3 separate regions of the Mus musculus genome follow, and all the other regions are linked to region 3. The links are chromatin loops, found by intact Hi-C in ENCODE. Cell type or tissue: heart. All regions are shown on one strand. Links, peaks and the distances in the headings refer to the core of each region. The heading gives the core; the rest is flanking DNA. Region 1 holds the start of Chid1 (chitinase domain containing 1). Region 2 holds the start of Ap2a2 (adaptor-related protein complex 2, alpha 2 subunit). Region 3 holds the start of Gm16982 (predicted gene, 16982).

Evidence for each region. Peaks named below come from ENCODE experiments on the same cell type or tissue, not always from the same donor. Only the 100,000 strongest peaks of a DNase experiment are listed, where the experiment ranks them.
Region 1: a loop joins it to region 3, with 2.4 times the contacts of the local background. A loop is called at or near these places in 7 of 42 quality-filtered maps.
Region 2: it touches region 3 in a loop (3.0-fold over the local background); 8 of 42 quality-filtered maps call a loop at or near these places.

Annotation. Positions count from the first base shown.
Region 1 is chr7:141,534,242-141,544,360 of GRCm38, forward strand. Chid1 (chitinase domain containing 1) reads right to left here and starts at 5,587. Exons shown (of 13, transcript NM_001142681.2): 1 at 5,532-5,587. In heart, for the core only: no CTCF peak of the experiment used is centred there; DNase peaks (open chromatin) are centred at 4,790, 5,670 and 6,590; H3K4me3 peaks cover 2,484 bases; H3K27ac peaks cover 2,033 bases.
Region 2 is chr7:141,557,286-141,567,404 of GRCm38, forward strand. Ap2a2 (adaptor-related protein complex 2, alpha 2 subunit) reads left to right here and starts at 4,895. Exons shown (of 22, transcript NM_007459.3): 1 at 4,895-5,141. The coding sequence starts at 5,075. In heart, for the core only: a CTCF peak has its summit at 4,764; DNase peaks (open chromatin) are centred at 3,386, 4,876 and 5,786; H3K4me3 peaks cover 2,323 bases; H3K27ac peaks cover 2,202 bases.
Region 3 is chr7:141,607,601-141,617,719 of GRCm38, forward strand. Ap2a2 (adaptor-related protein complex 2, alpha 2 subunit) reads left to right here. Exons shown (of 22, transcript NM_007459.3): 7 at 2,207-2,315; 8 at 3,736-3,883; 9 at 5,029-5,197; 10 at 6,599-6,736. It overlaps Gm16982 (predicted gene, 16982), which reads right to left and starts at 6,147. Exons shown (of 4, transcript NR_040337.1): 1 at 6,017-6,147; 2 at 5,105-5,522; 3 at 4,593-4,646; 4 at 2,466-4,482. In heart, for the core only: no CTCF peak of the experiment used is centred there; DNase peaks (open chromatin) are centred at 4,301, 4,641 and 5,411.

The DNA.
Region 1 (10,119 bases), core at 3,373-7,372, 73 kb before region 3:
AATGTGGCCATAAACACAGTGTCCACCATACACTTCCTTCCTATTACAAGTTCCACTTCAAGGATGTCCCACACACAGGAACTGAGCTTAGGGACTGGGCACTTCTGATACTGGAACACAGACAAGCATGGAGGTGTCTGCAACCAAGGTAAAAAACACCACACAACTGCATTTCCGCAGAAGAGTCGGTTTTCGTTTGTTTGAGACAGGATCGTGCTAGGAACATCTCAGCTGGCCTCCAACTCAAGATCCTCCTGCTGCAGCCTCCTAAGCCTAACAGCCTTGTTTTTATGCCCATATGTTCACACAGGAAAGTATCTAAGGAGCAAAACCAGAAGCAGATAGGGAACTATTGGTCATTTCTTTTTAGTTGCATAATTCACTTTTAGATCTTAGGAAATTCTGGATAGACACTGCCCAGGTGGGCTGTCATTCCCTCAATGGGACTTCAAGATAAGGTGTGCAGAAGTGTATCCACCTAGTTTCGTGTCCCTCGTAACACATAGTCTACTAGATCAAGTGAGGGAGCTGCAAAAGCCCAGGAACATTCTGTGGAGGCTGACCCAGACCACTGCCCAACAGATGAGCAATAAAGCTTTCCCCTGTGGTCAAGAGCACCTAGGGATGCCAGAGCCTACGCTGAAAGCCTCCAGAAAGCCCAGCCAGGCAGGGTATGAGCCATTAGCTGCAGCATAGAGGCAGGTCCACCCTGATGCCCCACTGCCTGTTCCCATGGCCTCCTGTTTCCTTTTGCTGTCACTTCCCTGACGCTGCTCCTGGTGCGACCTGAGGAAAGCTGGGATTGTGGCAATAAGCCTCCAAGTTTTGACACTCCAGAACACCAACACACATGTATGAAGCTATGACTAACAAGTGGTCTTTGAGTAAGGCAAGCCAGGAAGATTCTACTAGAAGATGGGCAGACCACAAGAAAGCCTAGACTTGAGGCTCTGAGAACTTAAAAAAACTATATATAAAATAATGCTGGATGGTTGATGCCTCCAGCAAAGGCAGTGATTGTTATAAAAGCTGGCTGGTTAGAGGAGTAAGATCCAGGACTCTCTCACCCTAGTCTCCCACCCCACCAGCTTCTCTCCTACAACAAAATGAGAAATAAGAGAAAATAACTCCCTGTATCTCACTTTACCCAAGCTTACCACTTGGCCCTCACAATTGTGACGCTTAGATTATGTGGCCCATACCCCCAGGGAATGGGAAATCCTAACCACAGTATGAGGTTGAGATCAGTAACCCAGAAAAACCCACCCACACCTTGCCTGGCCAGTGGGACTATGATTATCCTAGCTCACAGGGATGTTGTTAGCCTTAGCTCCTACATAAGCAAGGCTTCTGTCCCTTGGGTGAAAAACTGGGTCACAGAAGGAAAGAAGTAAGAAACTTGATGTAAGTTGTCCAGGACTGAGAGTATGTCCAGGTGCCTGTGATCTTGAGTCTCTACTGATCTATCTGTTGCCTAGACTTGCAGCTGCTCACTGTTCACATAGTCTAAAGTCCCTCTGCCAAACACTTCCTTATTCCCTGACCTGTGACTTTATACCTACAGGCAGAAAGGGTGAAGGAAGGCCTAGCCTGGTAGCCCAGGCCTATAATCCCACGTGGAACTTGAAGTTTAAGGTCTGTCTGTACTACAGAGTTCTAAGCCAGCCTGGGCTACTTATCAAGACCCTTTCTCAAAATAAAAGGGGTGGGGGGGAAGGGCTGGGAATTTCTTTCAGTAATCCACTTTTCTAGAACGCATGAGGCCCTGGGCACTACCCCAAATACCCACTGACCAAAGAGAGGTGGGATGTGCTGAGGAGATGGCTCAGCAAATAAGAGTACATACGACTCTTGTAGAGGACCAGAGATAGGTTGCCAGCACACGTTAGGTACTCACAATCACCTATAACCCCAGTTCCAGGGGATCCAATGCTCCATTCTTATTTCTATAAATACCTACACTTAGATGCTCATACAGAGACACAAACATATACGCGTGCTTTAAAAAAATAAATCCTTTTAGCTGGGTGTGGTGGCACACACCTTTAATCCCAGCTCTTGGAAGGCAGAGGCAGGCAAATTTCTGAGTTTGAGGCCAGCCTGGTCTACAGAGTGAGTTCCAGGACAGCCAGGGCAATTACACAGAGAAACCCTATCTCAAAAAAACCCAGAAACAAAACCCCAAAATACCAAAAAGGTGGGGGTCTCTCTGGACACATAGAGGAAGATAGGTTCGTTGGGTTGTGTCTGAAGTGGAGCAGAACAAAAATCAATGCTACCACCATGTTCCTAGACGCTCATAAATGTGGATCTCCAAGGCTGGGTCTACAGATCAAGTTCCAAGACAGCCAAGGCTACACAAAGAAACCCTGTTAAAAAGAAGGGGTGGGGTGACCCAACTTTCTAGACTACTAAGGGTATACAAGGGTGAGGCATGTATAATGATATAAAGGGTGTCCAAGCTACTGCACCTTCCATGGCTCCCACTGCCCAAACGACCATTAGGGCACATTCTCTGTCATGTTCTTCACATAGCAGACTCCTAGGGTCTCATAGCATTCTTACATCAAAATGTGTTTTGTCTTCCAGCATTAATGGCTGTCCTTTGGGCAGCACACCCTGTACACAGGGTGGAATGTTATAAATTCGGCCTACTTGAGTCTTGGCTTCTGCTTATACCAAGCTAACAACGGAGAACATGCTATACTTCTCGTAACTCTGGGGTTACAAATCATTCCCCACTGGAAGGACTGTCTTAGTGAGGCTGACAAGTCATAGGAGAAGCTTTCAAATGTTTCTCAAGCAGACTCAAAGCAAGACATGTCAGGTGCTTTTTACAAAGAAATGCATTAATGTGTATAAATTATGTGTACAATCTGCTGTGCATGTGCAGAGTTAAAGAATCGAATTGGTGTTAATTTTGTGGTGCACTGTCCACTTCAGCTCTCTCTCAAGAACTAACTGCCGGGCGGTAGTGGCCCATGCCTTTAATCCTAGCACTTGGGAGGCAGAGACAGGCGGATTTCTGAGTTCGAGGCCAGCCTGGTCTACAAAGTGAGTTCCAGGACAGCCAGGGCTATACAGAGAAACTCTGCCTCGAAGAAAACAAAAAACAAAAAACAAAAAACAAAAACAACAACAACAACAAAAAAAAAAAAACAAGAATTAACTGTGGGGGCCAAAGGGATGGTCATCGGTTAAGAGCACTGGCTACTTTTCCAGAGGATCTGGGTTTAACTCCTAGCACTTACATGGCAGCTCACCACCCTCTTCTGGCTTCTGTGAGCACATAAATACATTCAGGCAAAAACCACATACATATAAAAATAAGTTGGTGAAAACATTAAATGGGGACGAGGGACTCTGGAGAGATCGCTCAGTGATTAAGAGTGATTATTCTTCCAGAGGACTGGAGTTCAAGGTCATTTATGTGTGTAACATACTGTCTACAACTCCAGTTCCAGGAGATGACACCTTCACATAGACATACTTTTGAGCAAAACACCAGTGAACATAAAATAAAAAACAATTTTTTAAAAATTAAAAGAACAAGTTTTAAATGGGGCATAGTGGATCACATTTGTGATCCCAGCACTTGGAAGGTAGAAGTAGGTAAATTAAGAGTTCAAGGTCATTTCTCAGTTATGTAGTTGTACATTTCTAGCGATGTAGTTGAGTTCAAGGCCATGCTGGGCTACAGGAGACCCTATCTCAAAACAACAATAACAACAGAGATGGTCTTTGGCTCTCACACTAAGCTCCTGCTTTGGTATTGCAGGATTTGTGGGATGCCGATTGATGTATCCTGAGCACCTTTTACTATTGCTGCCTAATATCGGTTTTGTAGGAGCAGGGAATTAGAACTCATGGCTTTCCATATACTAAGAAAATACTGGGCCATACTTTCAGCCTTCAGTTCTAATAGATTCACTGCTCTTACAGCAAGTATGATGGTCAGCCTACATTTTCATTTTTGAGAACACATTTTGGAGTGAACTGTTCATATGAGGAGGTGGGTGAGTGTATGGTTGGAAATGAAGGTGACGTAAGAAGCAGGATGATCACAACCCCAGGTGACATTTATTGACCATATGTTGCATGCCAAACCTGGTGAATTATCCACAAGTTCTCTCCACAGACCAGGACTCAGGCAGGCATAAATGTTATTCCCATTTACAGATAAGGAAACCAACACAGGGGGCAGCCCACCAAGCCATGGGGCACGTGGCTACCATCCCATCCCAACTATACAATGCAATGCAAACAGGACTGTGATAAGATGGCTCAAGTTATAGTTCTGTCACCAGCACACTGTCTCTGGGCCTCCCTGGGCTCCAGTCTAGAGATCTGTGGAAAGTTCTTTGGAAATTTTCCATCACAGAGTGTTCAAGATTTGAGGCTGCGCTGAGGGTAAGGCCTCATGTACCTAGCAAACTTGAAGGAACCCATACAACTTGCTGTATACCCTCCTACCTGAGGCTGGGCCCTCCACATAGAGCTCATTCTCTATGCCCGACAGCCACTCTGGCCTTGCTAACTCGTTTGCACACTCATGTCATCGTTCGTTCATTTGTGGCTCCACAAGCTATGCACACTAACTCACATATCTGAAATCTCTGACTTCGTTATCTTACATCCTGGTTCATGTTTATACTCCTTTATACACCACTCACCCATGTTTCTTCATATCCAGCTACACTGGCACATACATAAACTTAACACATTCACTACTGTGCTGTTCACACGTGCTTCCTGCGGCTTCTTTTGCCCCACCCCCAAACTCTTTTTTGGAGACAGGGTCTTGCTATGTGGCCCTGGCTGACCTGAAACTCACTCTATAGACCAGGGTGGCCTCGGACTCACAGAGATCCATCTGCCAGCCTTTGCCTCCCGGGTGCTAGGATTAAAGCCATCGCTACGGGCTCTCTTGATTTTATGCAACGGCCTGTGCTCGCTCATATTCTCAGATTACTGTTGGCTCGAAAGCTTCCTCACAGTCACACACTTGGCGCTCACACTTCTACTAAAGAACAATGTCACACTCTCTCCCATACCTGCTCTCACCCTAACACTCTCTCACCCTTGCTCATACTCATCCCCACTCGCTTTCTCACCCCTAATAAAGTCCATGTTCTCACATCTCCCCTCACCCATTCGGGCCCTCACACCCGCTCGCTCTCTCACATACGCCCTTACTCTCAGGCTGACACACCTGCTTTCTGACACCTACTCACCCTCACATCTGTTTCTTCCACCAGCTCACCCTCACATCTGCTTATTCCGCACGAGCTCCCACTCACCCTCACATCTGTTTCTTCTCACACTGACACGATCGCTCTCCCCCTCAAACCCTCTCATCCTCACTCACTTCCTCGCCCTCACATTCATAGCTCCCATATTGCTCTCATCCGTGCCCTCTCCTTCCCGCTCACACTCTGCCCGTTCTGTCCGGGGAGAGCCTCGCTGCCCGACGTTCCCGCATTGTGACGCGGAAGATGAAGCAGTCCCATTGCCGCCACAGCCGGGCTCACCTTCATGTCAGGAGACCGGCCAGACCCATCAAGCACGGCCGGAAGACGATTTAATCAACCGGAAGTCCCGCCCACTGGCCTCCACAAGCTCCCGCTGCGCCACGCCAGCTTCCTAGATGCCTTGCGCACGGCACGCTGGGATGGGGCGGGACCGAGATGGCTGGAGGGCGGAGTTAGAGGTGGAGCCTCGTAGCGACCGGCGAGCTGGAGAAGGGCTGAGAGTGGATCGGGACCGTCAGTTGGATGAAGACAGAGCTGAGTGTGCGGAACGTGTACTTCGTAGCCGTAGGTGCTGTTTCCGCTCCTGCAGCCAGTCCCTCTATTGATCAAGGGCCTGTCGTACAGCAGAATAGTGGGGTCAGATCCCGAAATCCTCCCAGAGAAGTTGGTGGTGATGTTGAACATCCCCTCTCCGGGATTGATGGCTGGCTGCCTCAGCACTGTGCTGAAGTCTACATTACGTCCACTTATGTGACCACCAAGGCCTTTAGGGTCTTGGGAACCCATCCCTGTCAAGTATGGGGGACGTGGGTCACTATGCGCATAGTCAGTTCCGTAGTCTCCCAGATGTGTCAGGACAGACTGTGCGCCAAGTCTTTGAACCTCCACATTATCCCAGTTGCCACATTTCTGTCACTATCTATAGGTTTGCAGTGCCCACTACACTGTCTCCAGTAGAGACACTGCTCCAGGCAATATAACATCCTTCTCCAGATGGCCTAGCACAGCGAACATTCTATCTGCCTAAATCCCAGAGCTGTCTTGGTCCTCGTTTTTGGTCTTGCAAATTGTAGGAGCTAGAACCCACAGAGGCAGACACCACGCTCCCCACCCCCATCTCAGCTTTAGCAAGAGGAGCCCAGACACTTCTTCGAGTGGGTTGAAAGCACACGTGACCAGCATTTTTATTTTTCATCAAGCTGACTAGTCCCCACCCCCATCCCTTGCTGTTCCCAGCAGTTTCCTGCAGAAACCACATTTGGCCTGTCCACACCCAGTTAAACCCTCTGGCCCACTCCACTATGGTCTGTTCCAGGATTTGCAGTGCGGCTGTTTCCCCATTCCTGCTGCTGCAGAGGTTTCTCACTGAGCTGAGCTTCGTGTTCTTCCTTCCGAATCACGTTTCCTCCTTTCTCTTCCCCATATTTTCTGCCAGCTGTCCCCCAAGCCTTTCTACAGGGGCGGGGCTGGGTGTGTATGCTAAGGCATGCTGTGCATCACCATCTGCTTTCCTGGCATCCAGCTCAGCACCCTACTAGGAACAAATGCCCAGAACAGTGATTCCAAGTGGGCAGAACTCTGGAGAGGTGGATGTCCTGAGAATTGTTCAGTCCAAGCAATACTAAAGAGACCATCATTCTTTTAAACCAGCGAAGGCATTTGGATCTGACTGATGTAAGAGGTCTTTGAGCTAAAGACTTGGCAAAGTCCACTAAGGATTCCACTCCCAGTCTGTGTTGCAGACTCTTAAGAACAGAAAGGAGAGAAAAACAGAACTCAAGACCAGCCCCTTTCAGGGTTCCATTAGACAGATGCTCAGGAGCCTGTTGAGCTGTACCCACAAAGTCTGCCCTGCCCTCACCTGCACAGCCTGACAAAGGGTGCCCCAGATCTCTGGTATGTGTGTGTAGGTGAACACTGGCTTCTCTCCCCTCCACGGTATTAGGAGTGAACTCAGGACTAAACACCTACTTGGCCAACACTCTACCAATGAACTATGTTTCCAGCCCCAAACTGATTTCAAGTGTTTAGCCACCTTTTAGTCACACAGAAAATACAGAAAGATGGATAGAAAAGACCAAGAGAATCAGAACTAAAGCATTAACACTCCGTATTAGTGAATCCATTCCAATTTTAATGTTTCTGCAGTATTTGAGGTAACTTTAGATTTTCTGCATTTATTTATTTTTGTTTGAAAAAGATGTTTTAAATTTTTATTTATTTACTTATCTATTATATGGTGTGCGTGTGTGTGTGTGTGTGTGTGTGTGTGTGTGTGTAGCAAGCAGCAGTAGGAGGCATGTGGAGGTCAAAGGACCACTTCTGGGAATTGGCGCTCCTTTCTCCATGTGGTTTCTGGGGATCCAGCTCAGACTGTCAGGTTTCTAATCAAGTGCCTTTACCCAGTGAGTCAGCCCCTTGGCCCAAGGAATTAATGTTTTTAAAAATTCAAATTCTTGGGATTCCTGAGATATTGTTGCTCATTTAAACAAAGTACTAAAATGCGGGGCATTTTAGAAATTGAAGCCAGATGTGATGATGCATGGCGCTATAATATCAGCACTTAAAAGGAAGATGGCCATAAGTGCAAGGCAAGCCTGGGTTATATAGCAACATACACACTCTATCTATCTATCTATCTATCTATCTACATATATATGTATATGTATATATTTAGAGAAAGAGAGAGAGAAAGAGTTTGAAAATGCTTATTTAATTGTGTTTGAAGTGGAGTAAAATATTATACAAAGGCATCTAAAAGTGACTGTAAAAATGTCACTGTAAAAATGTGGGCATGGTGGCTCATAACTGAAATCTGATAGTCAATAAATTCAAAGCCAGCCTGGGCTAACTGAGACCCTGCCTATAAATAAACAAGCAAACTGAATCTTAGTTCCTAGTTCTTTTTTTTTTAATTTTTAAAAAAGATTTATTTGTTGTTATATGTAAATACATTGTAGCTGTCTTCAGACATGCCAGAAAAGGGTGTCAGATCTTGTTATGGATGGTTGTGAGCCACCATGTGGTTGCTGGGATTTGAACTCAGGACCTTCGGAAGAGCAGTCAGTGCTCTTAACCGTTGAGCCATCTCTCCAGCCCCTGTTCCTAGTTCTTTTAACTTTAGTGTAAATCTGAGTATAACTCCCCTGGCCAGAGCACTAAACCAGACCTTAGTCAGTTTCTCAGTCTTTGTTACCACAGCAATGTGGGATGTCCTGACCAAGGTCCAAGCTCTGACCCTGAGCCGTGGGTCCCAGGCTGGTATTATGACGCTGTTTGTCTTGAGCCACCATCTGTCTGCAGTTGGCACTGGAAAGTGGGCAAGAGCAGGGCAGTTGCTGTCCACCCAGTGGGCTTTCTGTTACCAATGGGATCTCTGGTCTTGTTCTGGGAACATACCACCCTCATGCACATGGGCAGCTAAGGATCTTCAGCCTAAGCCTGCTTCCTGGGGACAACCTAAGAGGTGTCCTCAACAGCATCCCAGTGGGGTGAAGGTACAGTCCTAGTCTTGAAAATGGCTCTGTGGGCTGGTGAGGTGGCTCAGCGGGTAAAAGCACTGAATGCTCTTCCAAAGGTCCTGAGTTCAAATCCCAGCAACCACATGGTGGTTCACAACCATCTGTAATGAGATCTGAAGCCCTCTTCTGGAGTGTCTGAAGACAGCTACAATGTACTTACATATAATAAATTTTTTTTAAAAGTGGCTCTGTGCCACTCATTTGCCAAATCAGCACCAACAAGCCCCTGCCTGACAGTGAGACCCACGTCTCTGCTATGTTCTAACCAAAGTCCTTGGCCTGGGTCATCTAGAAGGTATGTGTTTCATACCATGCCTGGATCTAGAGACATCCCTGTGCAAAGGGTAGAAGTTCAGAAGGATGGATGCATCCCAGCACTCTGTGTTGCAGATCCCTCTCCCACTGTGGACAGAGACATCCTCTCTCAGTGCTGGAATAAGCAATTCCAGGAAAGAAGGAAGGAGGAAGCTTCTGGAAAGAGCTCCAGGGCCAGCACAGCAAATTGTTTGTGTCCCACACGGCTGGCCTGGCTGACCTTGGCCATGATGGTTGCTGTGTATAGGTGTCAGCAGCTGGGCAGCCATCTGGGATCCATGTAGCTCTATACCTACAGCATTTGGGCTTTGCAAAGAGCTGCTGCCTCAACATGCTTGCAGGGGACTTTCTATGCTTCTTAGTATTCTAAAACTAGCTTAAAACCCCAAACTAAAGAGAAGTGGAGGCTGGGTAGCAACCGTAGGCAAACCTCTTACTGGATGGTTATGTTGAATGGTGCCCCCTCCTCAAAACACTGTACAAGTCCTAACTCTTATGACTTTTCAGCGAGACCTTATTTGTCAATAAGAACTATGCACATATAATTAAATTAAGAATCTTAAATTAAGGATTAGGGTAGACCCTAAATCCAGTGTTGTGAGGAGAGGCTGTCCTTATAAGAGGATGAGAGGGAGATTTGAGGCTGACTGAAAGCTCTGGAAGGGTGAGGACAGAAGGGAGTAACACAATTCCAAGGCCAGGAATGCCCAACAGCCACTTGCAGCTACCTCAAGACCTCCAGGAGAACCCCAGCTGTAGCTAGCTTTATTTTAGACTCTGGCCTCCAAACAACTCCTGTTGTTTGTAAGCATTCTATCTTAGTTACTGTTCTGTCGCTGTAATAAAACACCGTGACCAAGACACACAGTCCATGATGGCAGAGTGAAAGAAGAGCGGAGAGATCGAATCTGATCCACAGCCACAAGGCTCAGCCAGAGCAAGCACTAGAACCCACACACGGGTTTGTAACCTCAAAGCCTTCCTCTAGTGACATACCTCCTCTAACAAGACCATACCTTCTAATCCTTCTC
Region 2 (10,119 bases), core at 3,193-7,192, 51 kb before region 3:
CTTTTATTTTTGGAGAAAGGCTATCATACAGCCAAGGCTGTCCTTGAATCTGCCAAGGAGCAGAATATGACTTTGAACTTCCTTTAAAAAAATGATTTATTTATTTATTTCATGTATGTGAGTACACTGTCACTGTCTTCAGACACACCAGAAGAGTCCATCGGATCCCATTACAAGTGGTTGTGAGGTACCATGTGGTTGCTGGGAATTGAACTCAGGACCTCTGGAAGAGCAGTCAGTGCTCTTAACTGCTGAGACAACCTGACTTTGAGCTTCTTAATTCTCCTGTCTCCATTTTCCAGTGTTGGACTTAGAGGTATGTACCATCATCATGCCCAGTTTTAAGTTCCACTGAACACCAAACCCAGGGCTTTGTATATGTGAGGTAAATACTCTACCAACTGACCTTTAGTTCTAGTGTTGTTTATTTGTTTCAGGTATTAATTTTTTTTTTTTCGAGACAGGGTTTCTCTGTATAGCCCTGGCTGTCCTGGAACTCACTTTGTAGACCAGGCTGGCCTCGAACTCAGAAATCTGCCTGCCTCTGCCTCCCGAGTGCTGGGATTAAAGGCGTGCACCACCACGACCGGCCTAGTATTAATTATTAATATTAAATCATAGATCACACAACTCATAACACTTAGCAAAGCACATGTGTACATCTCTACACAATGTCAGAATGTAGGTTAGTTACAGATGTCTAATAAAGAGTTAAAGAGAGCTGGGTGTGGTAACCTTTGGGAAGTGAAGGTAGGACAGTTAGGAGTTGAAGTTCATTCTTGGCTCAAATAGAGAGTTTGAGGCTTGCCTGGACTATAGGAGACTCTGTCTCAAAACAAAACAAAACAAAACAAAACAAAACAAAACAAAACAAACAAACCAAAACAAACACCAGTCCCAGCACTCAGGAGGCAGAAGCAGGTGCATCTCTGTGAGTTCAAGACCAGCATGGCCCACAGATTGAGATTCAGAATAGCCAGGGCTACACGGAAAAACCCTGTCTTGAAAAACTGAGAGAGAGCTGAACAAGCTAAAGCCAAGTTTGAGTTTCCTGCCTTAGTGGACTGTGACTACAGATGTGTTAACCACAATCCCTCTCTTCCCCAAATTGCTGTTCTTTTTGTTGTGGTGTTTCGTCACAGCAATAGTAACCCTAACTAAAAGAGGGAAAGAGGGCTCTGAATTCAAAGAGGTCTTCCGGAAGACAGGCCAAGAGCATATACACATGTGGCTAGATAAGATATTACAAACCCAGCGGGAGGGAGAGTTGCTGGCAGGAGCAGGGCCACAGAGATGAAGGGCAGGACAGGGTCCAGACGGAAAGAGGAGTCCAGGACTGATGGACAGACTGGAACTTGACTGGGCAGTGACAAATTGTCAGATATCATGCTGAGCCAAAGCCCCAGGGGACAATAAGGGGTGTTTTTGCATATCCATCCCTTGAGGCACATACTACACAGGATGGTCAGAAGACAGTTTATTGGGTCCTATCTCTATCAACACTGCTGCCACGGGAATGTTAGGTATCTCTTCTTTTAAGTGATACAGGTAAGGGTCTGGTATATCCTTTTTGGTCTAGTGTATTCAATACATTTAAAAGGCCTGCTACCCCTAACCCCCCTCCCCCACCCCCCTGCCACTGGTTCTTGAGACAGGAATTTGCTGTGTAGCCCTGACCTACAACTTAGAGATTCACCTGCCTCAACTTCCTGAGTGTTAGGATTATATGTGTGTACACACACATATCCCTCACTGCCCCCCCCCAAGGCTACACTTTTCTGAGAGTGTTCCAATACACTTTGATAAGCTCAAAGGTGGTAACTTTGCTACTTCTTAGGAATGTTATTTATCAGTCTGTGCCTCATGGGTGGTGCTGGAAAGGTGGTGGTGCCTATGTGCATGAGTGAGATACAGCCTTCCTGCCTCTATAGCTGCACTCAGAATACAGCCAAATGCTGCTTGTAAAATGGAGTCACCCAAGGCAAGGCACAGCCTGAAAGCCATGGTTCCACATAATATGTAGTAACTTAGAGCAGGGCACAGCCTGATCTCTACATTGAGTAAGCACTTTGCCACTAAACTACATCACCAGCCTTTTAAAAGATTATTTTAGAGGCCGGTATCAGCTACACAGCAAGTTTGAGGTCAGCCTGAGCCACATGAGACCCTGTCTAAACTAAAATTAATTTTGAGACAGAGTCTCATTAACTTGCCTGTCTGGTCTTATACCTCCAATCCTTTTTCCTTGGCCTTCAAAATAGCTGGGATTACAAAGTATGAACTGCCGTGCTCACTGAAATTTATTTTATTTTCCTGTGGTCCTGGGGATCATACGAGTGGTCTTATATATTCAAGAAAAATGTTCTACCACTGAGCCACACCCATTACCACTTTAGAGTTTTTGAATCCTTCCATATCTACACGTCATTTGTGGCAGGGGTTACTCTGCTCTCAGGAGCTGGCCTTCCTGAGTACTTGTCCCTTCCTCCTCTTCCTCTTCTACTTCCTCTTCCTTCTCCTTCTTTTTTAAGACAAGGTTTCTTTGTGTAGCCCTGACTGTCCTAGAACTAGCTCTGTAGAGCAGTTTAGCCCCACATTCACAAAGATCCACCTGCCTCTGCCTCCCAAGTGCTGGGGTTAAAGGGGCATGCCCCCTTGTCACTTCTGATGACCACAGGTAGTCATCTAATCACAAAGATAGCCACTGGGTCTGAGGACTTCTGCATTCCTGCCCTTCAATATGATCAGGATCTAGCCAAACCTGTACTAGGCAGAGAACCCCAAGATTTTGTATAAGGTTCATTATCTGTAACTTACTGAAGAAGCTACAGGAAGGAAACTGGGTCATTTGTAAAACTGACTGGAGGCGGGCAAGAGCAGAGCTAGGAGAGCATAGGAAATGAGACAGGGCAGGGCTGTCTGTCTGGGATGCTCTGCTGTCCCCTCTATCAAACTGCAGTTGGAGCTTGCAGCGCCCTTCCAACCTGTGGAGGAAGGCAGGGCTTTCAGTACCATCTGTCTTTGGGGAAAATACTGTGACAAGTCTCTAGTTCAGACAACTTAAACAGAATTGTTCTCAAGGCACATTACCAATGGCAGCCTCTCCTTCAGTGAGTGGTTTGGAAGGATCATGTGCTCAGGTTCAAGGCTTCGGTGTGGGGAAAGTGATCTGGTGGCTTGTGTATCTGAGATGGCCATAGGTGGCACTGGCCATAGGTGGAGTCTTTCCTGTGTCCACTTGTCAGGCCTGATGTGGCACACTTGTGCGACACTTTATTATTATTTATTTTTGCTGTGACAAAAGCAAGCTAGGAAAAGGTTTTGTAGAAGCTCACAGTTGGAGGATATGTTCTCTCAGAATGGGAAGTCATGACTGTAAGAGCTCAGGCAGCTCGTCACATTGTCACCACAGCCAGGAAACAGATGAATGCTGTTGCTCACCCCGTTCCTTTTTATTCCGCTCAGGACCCTTACAGCCTATATTTATGGTGGGCCTCAATCAGACTAATCTAGAAACTTCCTGACAGGTGTGTCCAGATGTTTGTTTTCATGATGAGTGTAGTAGATCCTATCCAATATGACAACCAAGATTAACCATTTTTTAGACATGGCTCAGTGGGTAAAGGTGCTTCCTGGGACTCACAAGGTGGAAGGAAAAAAATTGACTCTCACAAAGTGTCCTTTGAGTTCCACATTGCACACCCCTTTCAATAAATAATTTATAATGAAATTATTTAAAATACTAACTATAGGATGGCTGTGGTGACTCTCAGAGTCAGTACAATGGAGGAGTCTGAGAATCTCCTGCAGTCTCATTCCTGTCTGGGCATAAGCAATGGGATTCCTATTGCCACCTGTCCAGCACTCCTTATATGGCCCAGAAGCATCTTTTTGATGGTGCAGACAAGCTGGAGGAAGTTTATTTTCTGGTGCTGGCTCTTTCACCTCTTAAAAAGTCAGGCAAATTCAGCAGCCTCACCAGAGATTTGGCTTATTATGTTCTCAGTTTCTTCCATCAGTCCTGGGACCTTGGTGGACTGCCTGATTTATAGGAGGGTCGTGCCTCTTATTCTCTGGACTAGGCTCTACCACATCTGTATAAAAGCAAGGGACAGAGAGTTCTGCCTAGTGGGTCTGGATCATGATAACCACCTTAGGTGTGAAGCTTCCTCTTCACAGAAGAGAGCTAGGGAAGAGCCACCATGATCTCCACTTCCTGGAGTGGTGGGCCAATCCCGCTCTTCTGCAAAATGGGTCCATAGGAAGGATCCAATGGGGCCACCTCGCTAGAGAGGGGAACAGGGGAGCAGAAGCAATAAGCAAAGGGGCCTGGATGAATGCTGAGAGGTTGTACTCCAGACAACAGTCACCTCGGCAAGAGTGGTCAGTCTAGCTTCAAGCCTCAGTTTCCCCATTTGTAAGGGAAGTAGGAACCTGGAGTAGCGCTTCCTTTTGTCCCAGTTTAGAGGCTTGTAAACGCCTCTCACTCCGGTTCCACGCCGGTGGCCTGGGGTAGGTCAGTCCAACTGCCAGGGCTCTGGGGCCGGTTTGCACAGGCAAAGGTTGACTGCTGTAGGTGCTAGTGCAGCCCGCTCCTCCCCTACACCCCTGTGTGACACTGGGTTGATCCCGCACTGGTGTCAGTGTCTCTGTCTAGGTAAAGCCGGGCTCACCCGTGAGAGCGAGATCGGGGCTACTCCGGTATACATTGGAAGGATCCTTCACCAGGCGGTGATACCAGGAGGTGTAGCGCCTGCGCGCTCCGCACAGCTCCGGTTCTCCAAGCAGCAATCCGGCTCTATCCCGCGCCACGCCCCCATCCTCCTCGTCCTCCCCCCGCCCCCCAGCACCGCGAGAATGCGCACGCTCTCTTGCACCGCCCGTCGCCGGGCGCGAGGCTCAGCGTGCGCGCCAGCGCGTGCGTCGTGCGTGCTCGCGCGCGCAGCCCAGCGAGCGGCGCTCGGGGGCCCGAGGCGGCTGTGGCTAGGCGGCTCCGCGCTCCAGGGCTCTTCGGCGTGACCGCCGCGCCCGTGCTGTTCTAGCCCGCCGCCGAGGCCGCTCCCGGGGCGCAAAGATGCCGGCCGTATCCAAGGGGGACGGGATGCGAGGCCTAGCGGTCTTCATCTCCGACATCCGCAACTGTGAGTGCCAGACGCCGGGCGGGCCTGAGCGGGGGCGCGGCCGGGGGTCCGCAGGTGCGGCCGGGGGTCTGGGGGGTTCGGCCGGAACGGGGAGAGGGGTGTGGGCCGGTGCGCGGGTCCGCTCAGGCTTGAGAAGGAGGGCTGTGGAGTGCAGATCGCGCGGTGGGGCGGGGGTCCCGCGCGGGCGCTTAGGGTGCAGAGCGCGCGTCCTGGGTGCACATCTGGCGGGAGTTGGTAGCCTGCTGCGGGGGGACCAGACTGGGGTGATGGTGGTGGTGTCCCAAGTCCTGACCCGAAGATGAGGTGTAGAGTGAAGATTCGTGCTGGTGAGTGGGGCAGGGTCCTGGAGGTGCAAATCTGGCAGTGGGGTTGGGGTAGGAGCAGAGATGTTAGGCAGAGATCTGGGGTGCGGACCCCTGGTAGAGTGATTGCATGTATGGGTTTGGACAGTTGGGAGATTGCCTGTGGGTGTTCAGACTGAGGTGCGGGGCTTAGGTGTCTTGAGATCTAGGTGTAGCGATGGGAGTGCGGGGCGCGGTGGGGAGTCTGTGGGGTTTGTGGCACAGTCGAGGGGTTTCCGGCCCTAGACGCCCCTCCCCAGCATGATGTCATCTTGGTCTTTCTAGTAATGGAGCCTTTAACCCAGCCTTTTCCAAAACAGCGTGGATTTCTCTTTGGGCGGGGATAGGGACACTATACGTCTCTCGGACCTGATTCAGGCGGCATGTTGGGCGATGATTAGATCTCACCCACTGCGATTAAAGTGACTCATTCCCCCAGGGAACCGGGAGCAGCCGGGTGTGGATGCTGGAAGCTGCGCCTGCTTCTCCGCTGAGCAGTTCTGTAGCCAGTGTCCCCTGGGTGGAAAAAAAAAATCTGCTCAAAGTGAAATGGGTCGGAAGGTTAAAGGTCAGGCAGGGCGGGTGCCCAGGACTTTGGCTTACAGAAACTTCTGAGGGTTATCAGACACCCCCTTACTGATGAGAAGAAAAGCCATTTTCCTGTCAGTTTATTTTTTTCTTGGTATCCAGCAAATAGCTGACTCCATGATTTTTGTTACTTTAGAGATTAATATGCTTCCTGAGGAATTTTGCCCAGTGTGTCGTCACACTAACACTTAAATTTATACTGTATTCCCTAAGACTGTGTGCAGGACCCCAGCTTGCCTGGGTCTGTAGGACTCTGGAAGAGGTAGATTTCTGTCCCTCCCTGCTCTGCAAAGATACAGGCATCCTTGGATCAGGGCTTACCAAAATTTTAGACAATAACATTCATAGTCATGAAGCATTTTGTTCTTTTCTTTTTCTTTTTGGTTTTTTCAAGACAGGGTTTCTTTAATAACCCTGGCTGTCCTGGAACTCACTTGGTAGACCAGGCTGGCCTCGAACTCAGAAATCCACCTGCCTCTGCCTCCCAAGTGCTGGGATTAAAGGTGTGCGCCACCACCGCCCAGCTGTTATTTTCTTAAAATTTTTGTAAAAAATTACATTTATAAGTGTTTGTGTTGTGTGTGTATGTGTACTCACCCACAAGCCATGGTGCCTGTGTTCTGGTCAGAGGACGTCTCTCTCAGAAGTCTGTTTCCCCTTTTCATCATGTGGGTCTTCAGGTGTGGCAGCAAGTATCTTTACCCCCTGAACCATTTCCCCAGCTCCATCCTTCTGAAGAGGGTTACATTTGTGCAGGACATTGAGAGTGAAAGCCAGTTTCTCACCCAACAGGTTACCACTTGTTAGACATGCCCTGTGTTTGATCAGAGGTGGTACATGGTAAGAACTTGGTAAATAACTTACTGGCTGATTGGTAGAGAAGCCATCCCTCCTTGGCATAGCTAATCTTTGGGGATGATTGATTTTTGTTGTGGGGAGACAGTTCTATGTTTTAGAGGATGTTTGGCAACACCAAGTGCCTCAGTTGAAATAGTGGTAAATAGTTCCCCAAAGTTGTATGGAATGTACAAGACCATTCCTAGAGGAGCTGTTGGAAGACAGGGTACCTGGTATCTGGGTCTCTCTGGGTGCAGGTTTCTGTGTAACCTAGCCATTCTCTCAGAATGCCTTCTTTCTCAGCTGTCAGGTCTCCCGTGACACTGTGGCCCTCCCTCTCCTGTGGAGCAGTGTCCTCTGTGATGGTGTGATGTTGTCTCTTCCAGGGGAATCTTATGTCCTACTGTACAGGAAGCACCAAAGCAAGGGCCCTCTGTGCCTTGCTCTTCACTCCACCCGTCCGTGCCCCTCAGTGTCTGGCGTACAATATGTGCTCTGTGAGTGAGTCAGCCCCAAGCAAGACACAGACATTCTCACTTGAGCGGGGGGGGACCAGAGCTGGCGTGAACATGATCCCTAGGCCATGGGAGGTGGGGAGTGTCACTGCTCTCGCTTTTCTCGCTTTTGTGGTTACTGTTTTCTCATGATGAGAGTGGCTGGTAACTCTGTGGAGAGGGAGTCCTAGGTCAGTCCCTAGGGTGCAGTGCTGGATCCTGGCTCTGCTACCAACCCTGGAGCTAGAAGCTGCCAGCCAGTGAGCCTTGGTTCTCAAGGGGTCGGCTATGAGCTCATGTGTCCTCAAAGTCTGTTTCGTGTCTGGTTTTAATCTGGTATCTCTCTGAAGGCCTGTGTTGAATGAACACTGAGAGGGGAGGGTCGGTGGACAAAAGGATGTGTGAGCTGGGAGGATCTGCATCTTGTTTGCACTTGGTTACTAGTTTACTTTCTTAGCATAGGCAGCCACCAACCTGCTCCTATGTCACCGAGGCCTGCAGCTCTGCAGCTCAGGTAACAGACAAATTCAGTCTCATAAAACTAACATGTTTTTTCCTGGTCTGCTTCACCCAAGGCCTGTGAATTTAGTAATATGATTTCAGTATATCAGAACCTTGTACATTCTTCTGTTTCTCTTGCTTTTATTTTTACTTATATGTTTGTGGGTTTGCTTGTTTATATGTGTATCATGTGCATGAGGTGTTGGGAGAGGCCAGAAGAAGGTTTTGAATTTCCTAGAACAGGTCGTTGTGATCTCCCCAGGATGGTTGGTAGGTGCTGGGAACAGAACCCGTGTCCTTTGCATGAGCAGCAAGTGTTTTTAACTGCTGGGCCATCTCAGCTTGTTTCTTTTTTCTTCTTTAAATAACAACACATGCATACATACACACTATAACATATATATGTACATACATACATACTTACAAACATACACAGTGTATGAATTTTTTGCCTGCATGTCTGTCTGTCTGCCACATGTGTGCCTGGTGCCTGTGGAGGTCAGAAGAAGACGTTGGATCCCTGGAACTGGAGTTATAGATAGTTGTTAGTAGCCATGTGAGTGCTAAGACTTGAACCTGCATCCTCTGTAGGAGCAGCCAGTGTTCTTAACTGCTGATTTGGGCTGGTAAGATAGCTCAGCTGGTAAGGACAAGAGCTGCCAGGCCTGGTGACCTGAGTTCCATCCCTGGATACTACGTGGTGGAAGAGAACGGACTCCCCGAATTGTACTTTAACCGCTGCCAGGTACACTGTGCATGTGTGCTGTGCCATGTGTGTCCCACTGAACGTTAAAAATGAAAAAAAAATCTGTTTTTGTTTTTTTTGTTTTTAGTCCAAGTTTTAAGATAATTTATTTTGAAATAATTCATAGGAAGTTGTGAAGAAATTGGCAGGAAGGCCCTTGGTATCCTCCACTCTACCTTTCCTGATGTGGACATCTTTTGTAACTACGATATTTTCAACACAGGAAAGCTGACAGTATTAGTACACTATTGGGATATTTTTTCTTTTAAAGATTCATTTATTTATTTAATGTATACACCATTGCTATCTTCAGTCACACCAGAAGGGGGCATCAGACCCCATTGCAGATGGTTGTGAGCCACCATGTGGTTGCTGGGAATTGAACTCAGGACCTCTGGAAGAGCAGTCAGCGCTCTTAACCACTGAGCCATCTCTCCAGTCCACCAAACACTGGGGTATTTAGATTTCGTTATTTTGTTTGTGTATTTATTTACTTTTTTTTTTTTTTTTTTTTTTTTGGTGCTGGTGATTGATCTCAGGGCCCCGAGTATTTCAGCACCTAGATGTCAGTAATTTTACTTGTAAACATGTGTATCTAAGTGTGTGTGTGTGTGAGTGTGTGAGTGATGCTGTGTACTGTGAGCTTCGAGTTGCTTCCACCTCTGAGAGACTGCTCTGCTCTCTCCATGAAGCTCCCTAGCATTAGTTCTCACAGCCACACCCACCGCCTCCCACCATGGCAACCGCTAATCTGCTCACCAGCTCTGTAATTTTGTGATCTCAGGGATGTCACATAAATGGAATTGTACAGCGTGTGACCTTTGGAGATGGGCTTTTTCACTCAGTGTGGTCCTTGACATCATGCAGGCTGTTGTGTTGATAGTGTTCCAAGGAAACTAAAACCATTCTGACACTGGGCGTTTGGAATCTTCGTTGGCTTTTTCACAAGTGATGGCCATGAAGGAGAGCCATATAGGACTTATTTAGCATGTCTTATTGGTTTTTGCAGTGCTGAGGACGAGCCGCACCCCCAGACAAGTGGCACTTGACTTTGGGAACTGCTGCTGACTTATCAGCAATCCGATATGATTGGGAATATCAGTGATCCTAAATAAGATGGTTTGGCCTGATGGGGGTTTCTGATCTTATCAATATGCATAAAAGCAATGCCCATTCCATGAAAATCTGGCTTTGATTTTTGGTCTTTTACTGGGCTGTGGTATGATCCTTTCACAATCCTGAGCAGGGGCAGCCAGAGCAGCTTCCCCTCAGTCCCTGCTCACCACAGTAAGTAAACAAGTGTGATTTTGCAGTGTGCTGGGCTCCTGAGTCTGAGGCTCTGGGTTAAGTGTATTCAGTGCCTTTCTGCTCAGTATTTTCACCTTGCTGTGGGTTTACTGGGCCCAGCTTCATCATAAGTTGCAGAACATCTTTCTGTACAATGCTGACTGAACATATGGCATACTCTGAGA
Region 3 (10,119 bases), core at 3,458-7,457:
TCCTAGTAGCTGTAATTATAGGCAGTTATGAGCCACCACACATGAGTGTTGGGAACTGAACTCTGCTTTTCTGGAATAGCACCAAACCATCTCTTCATCTCCGAGGGGTGAATAGTTTTGTCTCATATGTATTTTGCTAACTCCTCAGCCTTGGACTACTTCCATATTTTGGTTGCTATGGACAGTGCTGTTGTAAATGTGGCTATGTAAATGTCTCCGTTAGATGCTTTTTTGTCTTTTGGGAGTAGACCTGCTGGATTAGATCTAATTTTATTTTTGTAAAGGAACTGACATAGTTTGCACAGCACCCGCACTACTTTACATTTCTAGCAACAGCACACAAAGGATCTATTTTTCCTCATCCTCACTCATGTCTCACTGAGTATGTGTGTGCACATCATGACTCACGGAGGCCAGACAACAACTTTAGGAGTTGGTTCTCTTCCATTTTTAAAAAGGACTTGTTTTCATTTTAACTATGTCTGTCTGTCTGCACGTGGGTATGTGCATGTCAGTGCAGAGGCATCACATTCCCTGGAGTTACAGAGAGTTGTGAGCTGCCTGGTATGGATACTGGGAGCCGAGCTTGGGGCCTCTAGAAGAGCAGCACTGCTCTTGAACGCTGAAACGTTTCTCTAGCTCCTCCCACATATGTGGGTTCAGGTTGTTAGGCTGTGAGGCGTTTTGCCCACCCATCCAGCCTCCCTTTTTTTTGAGACAAGGTTTTGCTCTGTAGCCTAGGCTGGACTTGACTCTCTCCCCCCTCCCTAAGTGCTGGGATTATAGGTATGCACCACCGTGCTAGTGTGCAGACATGCTTGATTTTGTTGATATTTATCATAGGTGTAGGGTGTGTCCTGTGATCTTGATCTACATTTTCCTAGTGATAAAGTGGGGCATCTTTTCATGGCTCATTGACCACGTGCTCATCTCATCTGCACAAGTAGCAAGGCCCACTTTTTTTGTTGCCTTTCCCCCCCCCCCCCCCGGGAGGCAGTGTTGGGATTGAACCCTAGGCCTGTGTCTAGGCCTCTCGTCCCCACTTTATCTGAGGTGTGTGCTATTGATTGCACTAAGACCTGCAGAGTCTTCACTTTGGATTTTCTTAGACTTCTCTATTGTGTTCCCCTATTTTGTTCGTTTATGCCTTCTTGTTGTCTTTCTTCGTAAACATTTAGCGTTTTGTCTTTCTGTTGTAATACATTTAAAGCTGCAGGTTTATCTTTGAGCATGGTGTAGCTGGGAAGCACACATAGGAAAGACACCATATTGAGCCTGTCTCTGCATCTCCCAGAGATGCTGTGGGGCTTCTTTTGCCTGGCTTGGCTGCTTGCTGTCCACTTCTTTCCCTATCTAGTTCTTTCCTGACTCTGCTACCTGTGGCCGGGCTGTCTACAGCCTGAGTCCAGCTAGTCTCATTAGGATGAACTTTCTAGAATATGTTCATTATGGCTGAATGTATACACAGGTAGGGACGGAACAATCCTGAGTCCCTAGAAGTAAAGAAGTAAGTTGCTGGACATGGTGATGCAGGCCTTTAGTTCTAGCACTTGGGAGATAGAGGTTGGTGGATCTCTGTGAGTTCAAAGCTAGTTGAGTCTACAAAGTGAGTTCTAGGACAGCTGGGGCTGTAGCACAGAGAAACCTTGTCTCAAACAAAACAAAACAAAAAACAAAGCAAAGCAAATCAACGAGGTGGAGAGGACACAGGGCTGTGTGCTGAGATAGCGGTGGCAGCTGTGGTCGTAGGCTGGGGGCCATATTGGATTAGGAGGTAGAGACTGTGCCTGGCTTAGCATACTCAGCATGCCTCAGGCTGGGGGCTTTGGGGTGTGGTCAAATGTTTGTTTTCTAGCCCATGAAGAAAAGCCTGATTCCTTCTTCAGGTATCAGTGTCTAGTACTAAGGGATGGTTGCTGTGTGTCTGTTGCTTGGAAGCAGCCTTGGTCATCTGTGCTTCAGGGCACCAATAGCCCTTGTGCTGGCAAGCATTTGCATATGTCCCTGAAGGCGGTGCATAGTCCCTTTTAGTGTGAACTGATGTCGCCATGCCAGCTTCTCTTGGAGGGGGGATAGGAAGCAGCATTGGATATACCTAATACCTGAAAACTTGTTCTCAGAGGTATGGCCCAGGGAGCCAGTGCGGTGTTTCTGTAGGTCCCTGTGGGGTCTTGTGAGGCCAGCCGCTTACTCCCCTGTTTTACAGATTGTGACGTCTGCATCAACAGATCTTCAGGATTATACTTACTACTTTGTCCCGGCTCCTTGGCTGTCAGTCAAGCTTCTGAGACTGCTGCAGTGCTACCCACCCCCAGGTAATGTTCCCCGAAGTCCCTCTGGGTGTTCTTGCAGCACCGCCCACAAGTGACATGCTCCTACCTGCCTCCTTGGTGTTCCCCGAAGCACCCACTCATGGTCACAGATTCAGTTCACCGAGATTCTTCACAAGGAGGATTTATCCTGTAGCTGCACAAAGTCTTTGTTTATTAGGGTTAAAGGGTTATTAGGAGGTGTTTCAGAGAGAGGTCGTTAGTAAAGTGTTGGCATGGCAGACTCCAGTACCTGAGCTCAGTCTAAAATACAGCAGCATGCATAGTGGTGCATTCTCTAGCACAGAGAAGCAGACATGGAGGAGCTAATGTGAGCTACTACAAGTCTCATGTCCCAGTCAGAGATGCTATCTCAAAAATGTGGGTGTGGGTGGCTCCTGAGGAATGGCACCCGAGGCTGACCTTTGTCCCCTCACACGTGCACACACAAGCTACTTGAGTATCACATACAAAGTTCACTGGGAGCCTTGGTTCTGTTCTGTCCTCCTCCTTCTCCTCTTTTAAAATTAATTTATTAATTAATTTATTTATTACAATAGTTTCTTACTGTACAGCCTAGACTGTCCTGGAATTCCCTATAATCCTCCTGTCTTAACCTCCCAAGTATTGGGATAGCAGGCTCTTACCACTGTAACTGGTTTTTGTTTTAATAGCTTTTACCTTTACTTTGTCTGTGTGCCTGTGTGTGCCTTGTGGGTGCCGTGCCATAGCATGCATGTGGAGGCCCGAGGGCAACCTGTGGGAGTTGGTTCTTTCCTTCCACGTGTAGTTTCTGAGGATTGAACTCAGGTCATTATGCTTGATGGCAAATGCCTTTATCCACTGAGCGGTCTCACTGGCCCTTATGTTTTTAATGAAACAGGGTCTTATGTAACTCAGTCTGGCCTTGAACTTACTCTCTTTGAACTCCTAATCCTCCTGCCTCTGCCCTCTAAGTGCTTTCATACAGGTGTGTACCACATGACTGGCTTCAATTTTTTTGCTCATTGTCTTTTCCTTCTGCTTTGAACCAAATTAGAAATCTTCTTTCTCTTTATGTTGCTTTATATTTTGTTTCTGGGGTTGATAACCGAGAGCAAAGCTCCCTTGTCTCTGAAGCTCCGTAGAGGTTTTGCCCATAATCCTTGGACTTTATGATTAACACATTCTGTCTAAGTGCCATCCAAATTAGAAGCAGGTGTAGGTACCACAGCTGCTCCATCCCTGCCTCATGTTTATGACACTGCAGCAGGGAGCTGTCCCATGACAATTTACAAATGCTCCCCTTCTTATCTGCAGCTGGGAATAATTGTCAGAGGCACCCATAGGACAGGCAGTGTCTCGGGAGCCTCTTGCCCGGGTGTGGGGCTGGGCTGGTGGGATGAGGGCCTGGGAGCCCAGCCGACAGTTGTGTCCTGCCCAGAAGACCCTGCGGTGCGTGGCCGCCTGACTGAGTGCTTGGAGACCATCCTGAACAAGGCCCAGGAGCCACCCAAGTCCAAGAAGGTCCAGCATTCAAATGCCAAGAACGCTGTGCTGTTTGAGGCCATCAGCCTGATCATCCACCATGACAGGTGAGCCCTGCTAGCAGCGCATCCCTCTCGAGAGACAGCAGGTGGAGGCTGGCAGTTGGCATCTGTCTGTGCAGATGTTGACCGGTGTCTCTATTCTAGCCTTGGTCTCTGCTCCTCTTGCTTCTTGAGCTGTGAGCTCACTTCATGTGAGCTCTCTGGCCCCGGGACGTTGCCATAGATACTTTTATAGCTGTGGAATCGTCCCTAGAGCTCCTTTTTGCTTCTGAGTATTACAGGAAGCTTCTTTGAAAGGAAGGGACACCCGTGTGACTTTCGCTGCTCAGAGAGGCAATGCTCCAGTATTCTGGGGTCTCCTGGGGCAGTGGTAGTGATGACTCCCAGCTTCTGTACAGGGTCATGGTTGGGTCACAGGCAGTGGTTGTCATATACAGTGCAGGCATCTTGCTTCTGCTCTTTTATGCTCAGTCCTGGTTGTGTGCCCTTATGTATGCCCGTGGCACTGCTCTCTGGGTCTCTGCCAGAGGCTGTAGCAGACAGAACTCTAGCCTGTTTGGGACCAGCTGTTTTTGCTCCATCATTTAGATAAATGTTGCAGTGACAAAAGCAGTCTGCCAAACTGGAGCAGGGTTGAAAATGAACTGTAAAAAACAAAACTTAGGGTGTGAGGGAGAGCATCCTAAGAAACGTATGTAAGAGGGAATGTTGACCGTTTAGCCCACGTTCCACATTCACAGCCCTCGTTACTCACTGTCTGCCTTAGCCTGGTCCAGTTTCCTGCATGGCCGCTGTCCAACTCACTTTCCTGGACACAACAAAAGAAAGTGAAGCCTTGGCCTACCAGAGCTTTCCAGAGTCTGCTCTGGAGTAGAGGAGCTCCTGCAGATTCATTAGAAAGTCACCCCCTCTTCACTGCACCTCCTCCTCCCTGACCCCTCATTACAGCACCGTCCTATCACTTCACACCGCACTTCTCATTCCTCACCTCGCGTCCTCTTTACCGAGGCTTTTCCTCCCTGGACTGCCATCTGTCCTATGCACCACCTCTTCCAGCGCCTCCCGCTGGGCCTCCTCTCACCACTGCGCTGCCTTCTCACCGCACCTCTCCACTGCATCTGTCCTCACCTGTAGCTCACAGCCCTCCCTGACTATTTTCCCCTCCTCATCATGTCCCCTGTTCCTTGCAGTGAGCCAAACTTGCTCGTCCGCGCCTGCAACCAGCTGGGCCAGTTCCTGCAGCACCGGGAGACGAACCTACGCTACCTGGCTCTGGAGAGCATGTGCACGCTGGCCAGCTCTGAGTTCTCCCACGAGGCCGTCAAGACCCACATTGAGACGGTCATCAATGCCTTGAAGGTGTGCTCCTTGTTGGTCATGTGTCACTGCCTCCATGTGGAGGTCAGACTAGGAGGTGCCTCGTGTGGCACCTAAGATGAATCCATTCAAGCTGTCTGGATCTCAGAGTGTTTGCCTGGCGCTCGTCACTTGCTGTCGTTTGGGGTGAACGCAGCAGTTGGACGAGGAAGCTGTCCATCTTCCTGCAGTGCAGCCGGGCCTGCTATCTTCAAAGACGTGGCAGCTGGGGACAGCGCTCCAGCCGAGGGCCTTTAGCTGAGTGTCTCCGTTGTGGGAGCAGCGCCAGCTGAGCACATTCCCGTCTCCTGGAATGATTTCATGTGACCTGCTTGGAGGCCACATAGTGTAGTTAGTAAACAGAAAGTTTTCTTTGATAGAAAGATGAAATATTTTGTTTTTATCTCCAGGACCGTGTACCTCTTACACAACAAAATTCCTTGTCAAGGATTCTAGATTCTTTCAAGGATTAGAATTCCAGAATTTAAAGCACCTAGCTGAGGTTACCTGGTCTCTTACCTCCTTCTGAATGTGAGAGTGACCCTGGTAGTGTGTTCCTCTGGCATGGCACACACTGTCTACATTGCCTGCATGTTAGCTTCCATGTTACATGTTAGTTGATTAGTGAGCCATACATGTAAGACCCTTCATCTCGGTGAGTCTTAAGCTGTAGTAAGCAGGGCTGGCCCTTATCTGTATTTTTGTATAAATCAACAGACATTTTGGTGTCTGACTTGAACACAAGGCTGCATTCTTCCTAGTCCTGGCTGGGTGTCTGCTCCAGTCGTTCTCTTCCATCACAAATACAAGTCTCAGTCTCACCTTCGTTAGGTGCCCTCTGCCCTGCACTGAGGCATCCTGCACTGTTCACCACGGCAGGGAGCTACAGATGGCTGCTCTCAGACACCGCGCTGCCCAAGCACTGTGTGTAGTGGGTCTCTCCTGTACCACCTGGAGAGGGGCTCAAGAACCTTGGAACCAGCTCCCAGGCAACACGGAAGGTGCTGGTCTGTGCCCACACAATGGAGAAGCCTCAGTGACCTGCTCACTGGGCCAGAGTGTGGTCCTCAGAAGAGCTGGTTAGGGAGGAGGGAGAGTGAACAGACAGAGCTAGAACTGGTCACGCTGAGTGGACTAAGTATGAGGGGACAGGGCAGTGTGTTGTGTGTGGGTTCCAAGTGGCCTAAGGTGTTGGGTCCCACATATAGATAGTAAGGGGTCCCAGTAAGGGGTTTGGGGATGGGGCAGCACTCTGCCCGATGGGGCCGGTGCTGTGGGGTGCACCAAGACAGCTCCTATGGAACAAATACATCCAGACTCAGGGACTCATATATAGCAGTGGTTAGCTACTATCCACCAACCTGTGGTTTATAGAAGTGGCTCTGACTCTGTCTTTTTTCTCAGACGGAAAGAGACGTGAGTGTGAGGCAGCGGGCAGTGGACCTGCTCTACGCCATGTGTGACCGGAGCAACGCCCAGCAGATTGTGGCTGAGATGCTGAGCTACCTAGAAACGGCTGACTACTCCATCCGAGAGGAAATTGTGAGTCCTGCAGCCTGAGGGGCTGTCCAAGCTGCTCCCTGCTCTGGACATGAATTCTAGTGGATGGTTGCTGGGTGGTTTTTAGTGGCTGACGGGCCTGCACGAGTGTCTGTGAGACAGTAGATAGCAGATTCTTTGGCACCAGCTTCCTGTCTAGCCTTCCAGTGTAGACATCTGGCAGTGCAGGGTGTGGTCATCTGTGCCAGACGATGAGCTAATATTCATTCTCCAAGATAGTCTTATATTTTGAACATGTAGTTGCTGCTGGTTAGGTTTTCTTGGTGTCATCTGGCATATTAGAGGTTAATGTTTAAGCTGTTGTCAGCTCTATGCAGCACTGGTTTCAAGTGGACTCTGGTCAGTCAGAGGGTCACGCACACCTAATCATTGTTGTAGTACAGCAAATTGCTTACATGAGACGACTGTGTCTTAGAGAAGAAACAGGCAGGTGCATGACCACAGACAAGAGGCTCTGGCTTGCCTCACTTGGTATAACACTGGTCTCTCCACGGCTCTGGACCTAGAGTGACAGTATATAGGGAATAAGAGTGGGACAGCAGCTGCTACTGTGAGCATAGCCTCTCTATGTGTCACTCTGGAAGCAGAGTACAATTGGAGGCTTCCTGAAGAACTAGTAGAAAGAAGGGGCAGTGTGGGCATTGGCTGGATTGCCTCCCAGGGCCCTGTGGCAGGGGTCTGAAGAGGAAGGGCTAAGTGGGCTAGAGGCTCATGCTGAGTTGTTTCTTGACCACACCATTCACCAAGGAAGGCCTGAAATAACGAGAGGGCAAGAAGGTTTCCTTGACGTGGTAACTAGCTGAGCTATGGACTAAGAAATGAGGTCCTAGGAGGAGGGGCTGCATGGGGTTGAAGCTGTGCCTCACTCCCGGAAGGTGGTGCTGAGGGCAGGGGCCTTGTCTACTCAGTGAAAGCCTTGAGGTTTTGTTTTGTTGTTGTTCTGTGTTAGTGTGCACTTGTATGTCCTCTGGCATGTGTGTGGAGGTCAGGAGTTGTTACTTTCCCTTCTACATGGGTTCTGGGACTACACTCGGGTCATCAGATTCGGCAGCAAACACTGGCCACTGCTGCACCATCTTGCTTCTCCTTGAGATGATTCTAAAAGATTACAGTTTTAGAGTTTCTGACCCAAGTTTGGGGAGACTGCAAGCTTTGGGCCTCTGTGGGCAAGCCACATGCTTTGACACATTGCATGTGACAAAAGCAGGGAACAAATGGTGGAGTAGACTGCTCACTCTGAGCCCAGGAGACAGAGTCAAAATGAGACCACAGTCCACAGCCCCCCTTCAGTAACAGCAGGACCCCCACCGATCCCCCTCCTTCAAAGTCTCACCTCCACCTACAGTGCTGCTCTAGAGTTCAAGCCTCTAACACTTGGAACACTGGAGAACATTCAAGATTCGGCCGAGGCAGGCAGTGCAGGCAGAGGGGCCTTGTGTGCATGGAAGGGTTGGCCTTGTTTGGAATGTGGCTGGATGTGGCTTGCAGCTTTGGCCAGGTTCTCAGTCACCCTCATTGGATTGCTCTTGGCGTTCTCAGCAGAGGTGCAGTGGCATCTGTCAGTGTAGTTGTGTTGGTTTGCCCTCTAACCCCCTTTTTCTTTCCTATTGAAAACAACATTTTTCCCACACAGTATAAATTGTTCATGTTTTCTCCCTCCTGTTCCTCCCAGACCCTTCCCACCTCTCCCTACTTACCCAACTATGTTCTGTTTTTATTTCCACCTTTTTCTTTTATTTTTGAGATTATAATATTTTTATTAATTGCTATTGCATTTATATGTGTATATAAATACAAATATATTCTCTCTATACACACACACATACACATTTCTAAATACATACACATTCTAAGTAAATCCTGTTAAGTCCATATAATGTTGCTTGTGTGTTTTCAGGGCTGCCCTTCAGCAGTGAAGAGAGGATTGGTGTGCTCCTCCGGGGAGGACCACCTCTCCCACTCCCTGCTTCTCCCGGGAAGCCTGCCTCCCCACGTCCAGGGCTCCCCCATTGCCTGTAGTAGTTTGTGCAGGACTGAGGCCTTGCAGGCTTTTCTTGTCCACGCTGGCGTGTCTTTAGTGTGGTCACTGGTCAGCTCACATTTTGGCGGTCATGTTGGTGAGACTGTATGGGGCAGCCTCTGACATTCCTAGGAGACACAGTCTCACCTGACCCGCTGGCTCTTACTTTCTTCTCTCTCCTGCAGTGTTCTCTGAGTCAGCAGGGGTGAAGCTTCTAGGTAAGCATCAGCCTGACTTCTGAGCGTGAGGAGATCTGAGTGTTGTCGTCAGCAGTAGGGCCTTGCCATCAGTTGTAGAGAGCAGCCAGTAGGTGTCTGGGGGACTTCCCTTTGGCCAATAGCTCAACAAGATGTAACCCATTTCTGGCTCTTGGTGGCTCTTGGTGTCTAGTTGGAGCACTGTTCTGTTATTTGGTGACTTCATTTAGATTCCTTTTATATGTATATATTTTCGGAGTTGTCTACAATTAAATTTCAATATGCTTTTTCAAGTGGCCTTTAGTGCTAGTTGTCCCCATATTTCCTCCTGGACCCTTCCTACCACCCCACCCTGTTAACTATTTCAGTTTCCTCTTTATCGCTTCATAACACTATATTCTTTTTTATTGGTTATTTTATTTATAAAGACCTGAGAGGTGAGAACTCTCAGGAGACAGCTATACTAGGCAGGCTTCTGTCAGCAAGCACTTCTTGGCGTCACCAGTAGTGTCTGGATTTAGTGTCTTCAGATGGGATGAATCCCTGGGTGGGGCAGTCTCTGGAATGGCCTTTCCTTCAGTGTCTGCTCCATTCTTTGTTCCTGCATTTCCTTTTGACAGGAGGAATTCAGGATTGATATTTTTTGAGGTGGGTGGGTGGACTCATCCCTCAACTGGGAGCCATGCCTATCCACTGGATATGGCCTCTATAGGTTCTGTCTCCCCTTTGTTGGGTATTTCGGCTAATGTCCTCCCTCTTGGGTCCCTGGTATTTGGGACTTTCTTGTGGTTATTGCTAAGTCCCCCCTCCGATAACACTATAATCTATTTCCCCTTCTGTATTAGTCAGGGTTCTCTAGAGTCACAGAACTTAGGGATAGTCTCTATATGGTAAAGGAATTTATTGATGACTTACAGTCTGCAGTCCAATTCCCAACAATGGTTCAGTAGTAGCGTGAATGGAAGTCCAAGGATCTAGCAGTTACTCAGTCCCACACGGCAAGCAGGTGAAGGAGTGAGAGCGAGACACCCTTCTTCCAGTGTCCTTATATGGTCTCCAGCAGAAGGTGGAACTCAGAGATCTCCCTGTCTTCTGGAATCCATAGCCACTATGCCTCAAGATCTCCATACCAAGATCCAGATCAGAAA